2 separate regions of the Mus musculus genome follow, and region 2 is linked to region 1. Evidence: chromatin loops called from intact Hi-C (ENCODE). Cell type or tissue: heart. All regions are shown on one strand.

Region 1 (5,000 bases):
GAAAGGCTCTGCCTTCGAGCTCAGGTGCTATAGCTCCGCTTTAGCTTTGTATAGGTAGGAGGCAAATTATAAGGCCCCAGTCTGTGATAGCACAGAACCTGCCCAGCTACTCCACAGCTTGGGCCTAACACACTTCTCTGGCCTGTCGTGGTGCTCTCTGCTGGCTACTGCTGGCTAGAGCCCACCTCAAGCATCACTAATGCCCTCTTTGCCCACAGGAAAAGCGCATTGCCTCGCTGGATGCTGCCAATGCCCGCCTCATGAGTGCCCTCACACAGCTGAAAGAGAGGTACAGCATGCAAGCCCGTAACGGCGTCTCCCCCACCAACCCCACCAAATTGCAGATTACTGAGAACGGCGAGTTCAGAAACAGCAGCAATTGTTAACCTGCCTGAGGAGAGGGGGACTGTGGTGGCCCGGGACAGGGTCTCCGTCAGGAGACTCCCACAGTTGCAGGCTAGCCTGCAGTGGAGGGGGCGTAAGACTGATGGAGCGTGAGACTGAGGGCACAGTGGCCCCCCTTCTCTTTGCCCACCTGAACAGTGGGTGTGGGTAGAGGCAGCGGAGACTGCACTGGGGAGTGGGGCCAGTCTGCAGGGAGGCCTGCCGAATGTGTCTCTGGTTGTTGAGTTTGGTATGTGGCACCTTCTCTCTGAGCAGCCAGGTGCATGTACCCCTCCTTACCCTTTCCCATGGAGGAAGCTACCTGCAAAGGGCTCAAGGAAGGTTTAGGGGCCACTGCTGTGGGTTTCCCATGGCCCCCAGGACCTGATGGAGTAGTTGACAGGCAGAGTGGCCCCTGTTCATCTCTGCCCTGAGCCCCTGCCACTGCATGCAGCTGGTCAGGGACCCTTCCAGGGGGTGAGGAACTGAAGAACAGAACCTCGGTCCTATGCCCATCCCAGACGTGACACCCTCCACCCTCCTTCCCTTCCTTCCTTGCATTGCCAAACAGACAGCACTGCACTTTCTCTGCTGGGCCCTCATACCCGTGGGAGGAGCCATAGCTTCCCACACTTCACATGCGGGCCTGGCTCATGCTCTTGGAACTCCAGAAGCCAGAGAGCTGGGCAGAGGTGGCCAGGTTGCACCATGCGTTGTAGCTGCCTTCTCCAGGGTCCCAGTGTGGCCTGCACAGTGGCCCTGTGGGGAGAGGCCAGCCAGTGCTCACCCTGCAAAGGTGATCTCTCTTCTCTGATAGTTTAAGAAAGAATTCTAAAGCCTGCCGGCCCTGAGAAGGTGGATAACTGTGATTTTTTTTCCTTTCACAGTATGCATTAGAAACAAAAGCCCGCTTGCTCGCTTGCTGGAACACAGGGGCCTTTTAAATTGAGCGAGCGCACTGCATGGGAAATAGCGGCCCTGGAGGATGTTAGACTTGCTCCCTCTCCAAGACAGCAGCAGCCTGCACCAGGCCCCGTGTGCAGTCGCCTCTCCTCACCCTCCCAGCCCCAGCCAAGGACCCAGGCACTGCAGGCAGGGAGGGGCATCCCCCACAGCTGGGGCTGGTTTTCCCCAGCTCTAGGCTGTTCTGTAGCATATCTGTCCCTCCCCCCCCCCCCTTTGTGGGACAGAGAAGGGCAGGAGCTTGGGTCTTTCTTGGGTCCCCATCTGTTCCCACACTCTAGATTCCAAGCCCTGGTTCTGAGTCACCTAGGGCAGGAGCTAGGCTTTGCCCAGGCAGCAGAATGGGGCTAGGCAAGCTGCACTTAATGCTCCTAGAGTCCTCACTAGAAAGCGTGGACATCCTGAGGTGTGGCCTAGCTAGGCTGCGCCCTGTCCTCAGTCCACGATGGACAGGCAAGGGTAAAAGAACCCAGTTAGGCTGCAGACCAATGCTGGGAGAGGGCGTGGCTATCAAGGGTCAGAGACCTCAGGAAGGAAGGAGGTGGGGCTGAGGGCCTGCCACTGCCTCTTCCTGCCCCACTCCTGTCCACACCCCTGCTCCCATGCATTTCAGCAGGGGTGGCCTCTTGGGCAGGGCCTGGCCTGGCCTGGCCTGGCCTGGGTCTTGCCCTTCCACTGCCCAGGGAGCCCTGTTTTCCTCCTCACCCACACTCTCGCCCATGCCTCGTAAAGTGACCTCTGTCTGAGCGCCTCCTAGCAATATGGGGAGGTCCCCAGGCCTGGACAGGAGAGCGCAGGGCCAGATGCAATGGCCCCCTCTGGTGGGGTTGTTAGCTCTCAGGCCGAGAGCCTTATTTACCTAGTGCAAAAACTGTAAAAGTGTACAGACTCTCCACAGATTTTTATCTTAATTGCAAGTCTGCAATATTTTTTTTGTAAATTTTTTTTTTGTAAATGTTCTTGGTGTTTGACTGTAATGGAACTATTTCACCCAAGGGATGTACATAGTCCTTTAGTCCTGGTGCTGCGAGGGCTGGCCAGGACACTGCTCTCACGGTTGATATTAGAGCCTGGAGAACGGTGCTGGGCAGGACAAAGAGCTTTGCAGTCTAGGTGTCTGTCTGTCTGTTTCCTGCCCGGGGCATTGATTCGTTGGCTTTCAAGCATGCTGTTTGGGTGGAAGGTTGATGGGGGCAAATGCCCCAGTGGGGCCAGTAAAGCATCCTCCTGCCCACAGCAACGGCTTGGGGCGTCTGAGCTCTGCTTACAGCAAGGGCTGGAGTTGCCAGAGGCCCTGCTCTGGGAAGACCCTGGCCACTGACACCCAAGATCTGATGGAGAGAGCGGCCCCACCCTTGCCAACACAGACACCTGACCTTTTTGTTCAACTTGTGTGTTAGGGTGAAGGAAACTGCCAAACTTCCTCTGAGTGAAGACCTCTGACTGCCCAGGAGTAGGGGTGGGGACCAGGGCCAGAGCTCAACGTGTACCCCAGCACCTGCCCGAGGGACACTCCTCCCTCATACTCATAGGTCTGGGAGCCAGACTGTCCAGGGAACCAGCCCCTCTTTTCTATATACTCGGCCACAAGGCTACCCGATCCCCCACTGTGCCCAGCTCCCCCTTTTGTAAGTATGTGAAAAGGAAAAATGCAAAGGTTGGATCGGCCGGAGCCCTTCCCTCCAGTCGAGACTTTTAACCCTGTAATAATGTACAGAGAAGTTGTTGGTGTTCGAAGACTCCGTGTGGCTGTGCAATTTCTGTACATTTGCAATTAGAAATATTAAAGATTTATTTAGCTATTTTAAGCCTGACTTGCCTTTCTTCATCTGTGTCCTGGCTTGTTTTCCTACAGGTAACTGGATCTTGACCTAATACTGTTGTTCTAGTCATGACCCCTACCTGGGTGACCTGGGACTGCCCCTCCTCTCTGTGGAAAGCCCTGTGCTTGGGAGTGGAGCAGCTGACCTCTTAAAGGCCCTCCCGACCTGCACAGGCTGGGAGCCCCAGTGATTCCTGGGAGCTGAGAGCTGCCATGCTTCCTGCTGCAGAGGTTCTAGGTCGACCCTATTAATCTGCAACCTGATGAGAGAAGAGCTGAGCTCTGCTCTGCCCAGGGTTACCAGTGAGGGGAGGCTAAGGCTGGCTGACCCCACGCATCTAGTGCTTGGTTTTTAGGGTCAGGTTTTCCTGAGCTGGAAATGAACTCACTGAGAGCACTTCAGCCGTACCTGCTGGATGAGTGAGTGCCTTGCGTCCCCAGCGGTTTGTCCCGCATCTGTCAGTGTTTGGGATCCTGTCTTCTGATGTGCGATAACCCTGGGTTGAACATGAGCAGTTCAGCCTTACAAGGGCAAGAACACACAGAAGCCCAGAGCAAACTGGCACAAAAACACCTCCAGACCCCTAAAAAATAGAAAAGAAAAAGAAAAAAGCAGTTGGAGGGTTTTTAGGCCTTCTAATAAGCAAGGACCATCAAGCATTCACCCTCGTGAGAACAGATCTGTCTGTCAGATTGCAAATGAGAAATTGCCTACACTTGGCTACACCGAAACATAAAGAAAATGCCTACCCAGAGGCCAGTTTAGGCTACAGTGAGAAATGTATAAAAAACAAGCAGATAACACTACCAGGATTTTTTTTTTTTAAAAGAAACGAGTCTTGCAGTTAAATGAGGATTCCTGATCACATGTGATTCGTCTCCTCCCCAAACATCATTGTACTGACAAGATTAATGTGGGAGGAGATCCGAGGAGATAAGAAAATTGCTTAACTGTCAACTGGAAGCTGACGGGAAAGGTTTGCTTGCCCAGATCCTACCCAGAGGCTTAGGTGGGAGCCCCCAAGCATAGACAACCGTATAGTCAGAGCCAGGACAGCTGCCCCGCAGAGCCCTGAAAGGACGGTACTATATGCTGGCCATCATTCTCTGGAGAAATGGAACCCAGTGAGTTCTGACCTGGGGACACCAGCCACAGGGCTGAAAAGGGGAAGTGAGCCCGGCCTCGGTCCTTCTGCTCATTTTAGAGAGATTTCCTCAATGAAAGGACTGAGTCACAGTGCTTCTGTTCCAGAAGAAGCCCGGGCTGTGTGCGTACACCCTCGGAGAGCACGTGTAGTCCAGGACCCTGAGGCCATTGAAAGCTTGCCATCTGCTACATAGCAAGAAACCAGGGCGGATGACACGCGGACCCAGGGTTGGAGACAGTGGAGAAGGGGACTGGAAAGTACAGATGAACATAGGCTCTCTTTAGAAGCAGCAGGGACCCTTGCCGCACCCTCTGCTCCATGTAAATGCCCCCCCCACACACACACACACACTGCACTTTCACCAGAACCATGTGCCCGCTTGGTATTGCCACTTGAGGATTTCATTCACATCAAACTTGATTTGTCTGAAATAGAGTTCTTGAGCTTGAAGCCTCTAAAACTTGTTCCTTTCCTCATTTTTCAGCGCACACCCCCCCCACCCCCCCCACCCCCCACCCCCCGGTTACAACTCTTCTACTGTTTGTTCAAGCCAAGGGCTAAGCGCGACTTCCTTTAAACGCGAATTCTCGATTCTCAGGCCTTAGTGGAAGTGCACAGATTTAGAATGACGTTGCTGAGCCCTTCTGAGTGAAGAGTGGGCTCTCAATCAGTGTGCCCCCATT
Region 2 (5,000 bases), 81 kb before region 1:
ATTTGGGGTATCGGGAGGAGAGCCACCTCACCCCATTCCTGAACACTTATTTTCTCCGGCCGTGGCATCCTCAGCTCCAGCTTGCAGCTGCTCCCTGTAGGCCCTGAGGGAGCCTGGGAACATGGTTTTGCCTGGGGGAGGCAGGTGAGATACCACAGGCTGTAATGAACCTGCCACTGTTGCTGCCATTGCAAACCTGGGTGACAGGATGTCACCATCTTTCACAGAAGGTGCCCTGTGGGAGATTGTGTGTCAGAGTAGATGGTCTCAAGGACTAGCAGAGGACTGGATCTGACAGAGGTCCCACCCAGCTGAGAGTGGATCTCCAGTTTGGGTTGTGTGTTCCCTCCCAGGGTTCTCACTCGTTCTGTGAGGCGCTATCCCCACGGCTGTTTCATAGGGCATGGGTGGCTAAGTGGGACATGGGTGACAGCCTCTTAGAGTGTGGGGCTAGAGAGAGCCTCAGTATTTTTCTTTGTGTGAAATGAAGATGATGGCCCTGTGCTTAATATTCTAATGTGGCTTCAAGGCCTGGTGCCAGCTTTGTGACTTGATCGAGTTGCGGGTCCTCCCTGTTCTCCTGCATGGCTTCCACTCTCAGTTGCAGTGAGCATGGGGCTGTGGCTCCCCAGGGGACCTGGGATAAAGATCCCATAGGGAAGGGGCTGAGAGTAGGTGACCACAGTGGCCTGTTTCTCTCTGGGAGGTGTTTGGGATTCCCACCCAGGTCTGCCTTCTCTGTACTGGGAAGGGGGAAGACAAAGATGAAAGGCCATGTAGGTGGTGGGGTTTACAGGTGTAGGGTCAACCCAAGCCAAGCCCTCCTGGGCCACAGTCTCCTAGTGTGTTCCCAAGAATCAGGCTGACCGGAGACAAGGAAATGCTGATAGCTGTGGTACCCTGGATGGCCCATTGGCCTTTTCCATCTCTAGGTGTGGGCTCAGTCCTTCCTCCTTCCTCTGTCCACCTAGGCATTGACCTTGAGCAGTCTAGCAGGGTTGGGGTGGGAGGTGGCAGAGGGTCTGGGAAATGAAACATGGAAGCCAGTTGATCCCTCCTTGGGAAGTTGAAAGTGGAGACTTTGAAGGTTCGGCTGAAATTAGGTCTCAGGGCTATATTTTGTGAGATGGAGAAGTGTCAGAGAGGAAGGCTGGGGGTGGGGGAACTGCAGAAGCTGCAGATAAACGTGGCATTGTGTTGAGCGTGGATGCTTCTAGAAGCAGGTCTTCTTGGTTCACTTTCACTAGTGTTGGGCTGTGCACAAACTGTGTTTCTGATTCAGGGACGGTGCCTGGGGTGCTGTGGGAACCCAGAATGAAGGCTCTCTGGCTAAAAGAAGATGAGAGAATTCTTACAGTGGGGACCTTTATGACTGGGTTTTAAGGGACATGCAGGAGTTTCTCAACAAAAGAGACAATAGTTAGAGGAAGATAGACCCAAACAGGAACAGACCAATGGTCCCGAGTGACGTGCTGGAAGCAGGAAGGAAAAGCTGAGGGAGAAGAAATGTGAGGGGCGTTAGTGGGAGCACAGAAGCCTTTGTACTTTGTACCCACTTGAGGTTTTCAGCTGTTCTGTCCTCTCCCTACCGTAGTCTCCCTATGTGTGAACAGGCGAGTAGAAGGTGGATGAGGTGGCCGAAGGATCTACCAATCTGGCCATGTGTGCCTTCTGCAGAAGGAGGCCCTTTTCTAGAGAGGGACTGTTTTAGGTAGGTTTTGGTCAGACCACCAGATGCAGGAGTTGTTCAGGATGTGCAGGTCTAGGGGGCAGCAACAATCTCCTGGCTGAATGAACAGGATTTGTGCTTATTCGGGGAGTCAGGGTGCCATTCAGGATGGGTTAAAGGATCAAGCCAACTGCTCTTCTCACCTAAGCCTTGATCCCCTGAGCTTACATGCCCTTGTGGGAGCCTGCTTGGTCAGTTACAGGAAGCACTAGCCCAGCCTGGGCAGCTTGGATAGGGACATGGAGAGGAAAGAAAGGGAACAAACACAGCTCTGCACACCTTCTTTGCAGCTCTAGAACCTTCCAGAGTGTCCCTTGGTCTCTGCCGGGGCCTCCCTTATGACCGTGAGGGTGTGAAGACTGCTTCTTGGGCTGTGTCACAGGCTCCTTACAGGCGTTCTCATTCAGGGTGGCATTCTGGGTTCAGTGAAGGGGAGGTGGAATGGTGTGAGGCTTTTCCTCTCGACCTGTGCTCCAGGGAGACAGTGCTGACGTCTCCCCACAGAGCACCTGGGAGGGCCACTGCTCCCCTCTGTGGGTAAGTCACCTGTCTCCAGACCTCTTTCTTCATCTCCAAACAGGGCAGCTGTGAGGGCTTCAAAGCCTGCAGGTAGGCGGTTAGCCGGTGTCTAACCCTGCTGCTTGTGTTTCAGGGTCCACCCTTCCCATACTTTGCCCAGAACCCCAGGTAGCGGGGCCTATTTCTCCCCCTTCACACTGTCCCTTACTGCCCCAAAGCAACAGCATCCCTGATAGAGCTCTGAGGTGCAGCTGGGACTAGGAGTTGGAGAGAGATGAGAGAGTGAGAGGCTTAGGAAACCAGAGCTAGTGTTCTAAGGGGACAGTAGCATGGGTAGAGCTGGCCTGTCTGCAGGCTGTTTTCTCACCAGCGGGAGGCAGCAGAGGGCAGCGAGTGGACATCTGGGTGGCTCTTAGTGAGAGCTGAGGTCTTAGTTTGTACCCCTGACCACAGGGAGCCATTGAGTTATGGAGGCTGCAGGATGATCTGTGGTGACAGTAACACTGGTCAGGGAACATCCGGTTGACCAATGACAGTTGGGGCTGGCTGAGCTGGCTTGGCCCGATTTCTTCAGAGAGCTGGATCTCTACTGTGGCCCTTGGGGTCATTGGAGGACCAAGGTTTGGGGCCACAGCAGGCTTGTATCAGGAGAGGCTCAGGGTGAAAGGCTAGTGTGTGAGCTGACAAGTAGGGTTAGGGCCCTGAAGTCACCAGGCTGGGCCTACTAAATGGTTAGACCCTGCCATACTGAATTGCCTAGAGGTTCCTTGGGCCCCTTGTTAGCTTCTCCACCACTTTGGGAGGGAATAGGGGGGCATTCCAGGTGAGGCAGATGGTGGGTCAGGTTCTCTGCACGGGGTTCCAAGCTCAGCATGGCTGACTATACTGACTGTGGTGACATGGTAGAGGATCATAAACCTGTTCTTGGCAGGTCCATGAGGCAGACTGCAGTGGTGTTCATTTCCTCCTTACAGTTCCAGGCCACACACACTTTGCTTTCTAAGATGACTACATTGAGCAGAGTGGAAGGGCCCGCTGAAGCTCCTTCCTCCAGCACTTGGATGTGGAAGGAGTCATGGACCTTAATGGCTTGCCTGTGGCCAGTCTGTGCTAGCCAGTATCATTTTTTAGTCCCCTCCTTATGGATGAGGAATGATAGACTCAGAGAGGGGGCACACTGTGCTGGGTCACACAGTAAGGGCCAGAGCTGACATCGGAATCCATGCTCCCCTCTCCCGCTTTCCCTTGCTCAACACAGTGCCTGAGAGGTTATTTCTTTGTACCCAACCTGTGGTCCTGCAGGCCCTATCCCCTTCCTGGATCAGGAGCCTGGACAGAGGTAAGGTTCAGATGCCGCCTTCCTGTTTCCACTTTCTTGCTCTCTGTGTGTATGTGTTTGTGTGTGTGTGCACATGTGTGTATCCATTAGTGTTTGTGTGTGTGCACAAGTGTGTATATGTTAGTATTTGTCTGTGTGCACATGTGTGTATCCATTAGTGTTTGTGTGTGTGCACATGTGTGTATCCATTAGTGTTTGTTTGTGTGTGTGCACATGTGTGTATCCATTAGTGTTTGTTTGTGTGCACATGTGTGTTGACTTTGAGGTCCCTTCTCAGCTTCTCTCCCTCTCTCTCCCTCTCTCCCCTCACTTCCTCTCCCTGAGACACAGGCTCTCTCACTATTAGCCTAGAGTTCACTGGTGTCTAGGTTCACTGACCAGACCTTGGGCTCCTGGTCTTCTGCCTCCCCTCTTAAGTGCTAAGAGGACAGGCATACACCATCATGCCTGGCTTATACCGTGCTGGGAATCAAGCTTAAGACTGTGTGTAGGCTGGGCAAGCACTGTACCACTGAACCACATCACCCTCCACCCCTCATTCCCTCACATTTTCCTGCTGTGAATACAAAGTGATCACATGGCACTGGGGTTGGATTACAGATGTAATTACATGTGAGTTCTTGGGCAGGGATTGTTTCTGAAGCCAGGAGGCCTTCTGTGGAGGTGGCAGATACTGACATCTGTTTCGTACACAAGTCTAACGTCTCGATGAATAACTGCCTGTGGATTGCTTAGAGAACATCTTAGAGAAGCCACACCCCTCCCCCGCCCTAGTGCCTCAGATGGCCTCTAGTGGGAGCAGGTGGCTCCATTTCTCTCTCCAGCCTGGCATCCGGGCATCCAGGGCCTGGAAGGACTGCCTCAGCCTCTGACTTCGGACTGGTTGATCTTTTTGCCACCTTTCCATCCCTTGCTTTGGTCTTCCTGGGCAGACATTCTCTTCCCAGCTCCAGGATGTGTCCTCATGTCCTTCCTCTCTTCCGCTCTGTCACTAACGATTCACTACGTGCCTCCCTTCCACCAGCTGATCATGACCTTCTCAAGGGCAGGACTGGCATCTGATTCCTTGGAATCCTCAGCTCCTGCTGCGGGCACCTGCTAGGGGCTGGTGGAGTGAAGGGGAGTTGAGGGGGGCAACAGGGAGCAAATTAATTAGATGGGGATGAAGTGGGGAGCAGCTACCTCTTCAAATCTACGTCTGTGGCCACTGTGACTACCAACTCTGAGATGAAGGTCTAGCTGGCCCACCAGCTCCTAGGAGCCCCAGAAGAACATCAGCTCTTGCCCAGACTTTGTTTCTGCCTCTGATCCTTCTGAGGCCACGACTCCCAGGGCAACCTGCAACTGCCAGATTGTGGGAGGACAATTGCCCGTGGTGCCATCTCCAAGTGCGTCTGTTTTCCTAGTGGAAAG

What was found. Peaks named below come from ENCODE experiments on the same cell type or tissue, not always from the same donor. Only the 100,000 strongest peaks of a DNase experiment are listed, where the experiment ranks them.
Region 2: it touches region 1 in a loop (4-fold over the local background); 20 of 42 quality-filtered maps call a loop at or near these places.

What each region holds. Positions count from the first base shown.
Region 1 is chr2:35,727,840-35,732,839 of GRCm38, forward strand. It overlaps Dab2ip (disabled 2 interacting protein), which reads left to right. Exons shown (of 16, transcript NM_001114124.2): 16 at 219-3,155. The coding sequence ends at 386. Among named protein-coding and RNA genes, the nearest start is that of 9030204H09Rik, 89 kb to the right of the region's middle. In heart, a CTCF peak has its summit at 2,170 (motif pointing left); DNase peaks (open chromatin) are centred at 612, 962, 1,882 and 4,392; H3K27ac peaks cover 2,685 bases.
Region 2 is chr2:35,647,280-35,652,279 of GRCm38, forward strand. All of the region lies in intron 2 of Dab2ip (disabled 2 interacting protein), which reads left to right. Among named protein-coding and RNA genes, the nearest start is that of Dab2ip, 28 kb to the left of the region's middle. In heart, CTCF peaks have their summits at 2,610 (motif pointing right) and 4,383; DNase peaks (open chromatin) are centred at 2,622 and 4,392; H3K27ac peaks cover 1,318 bases.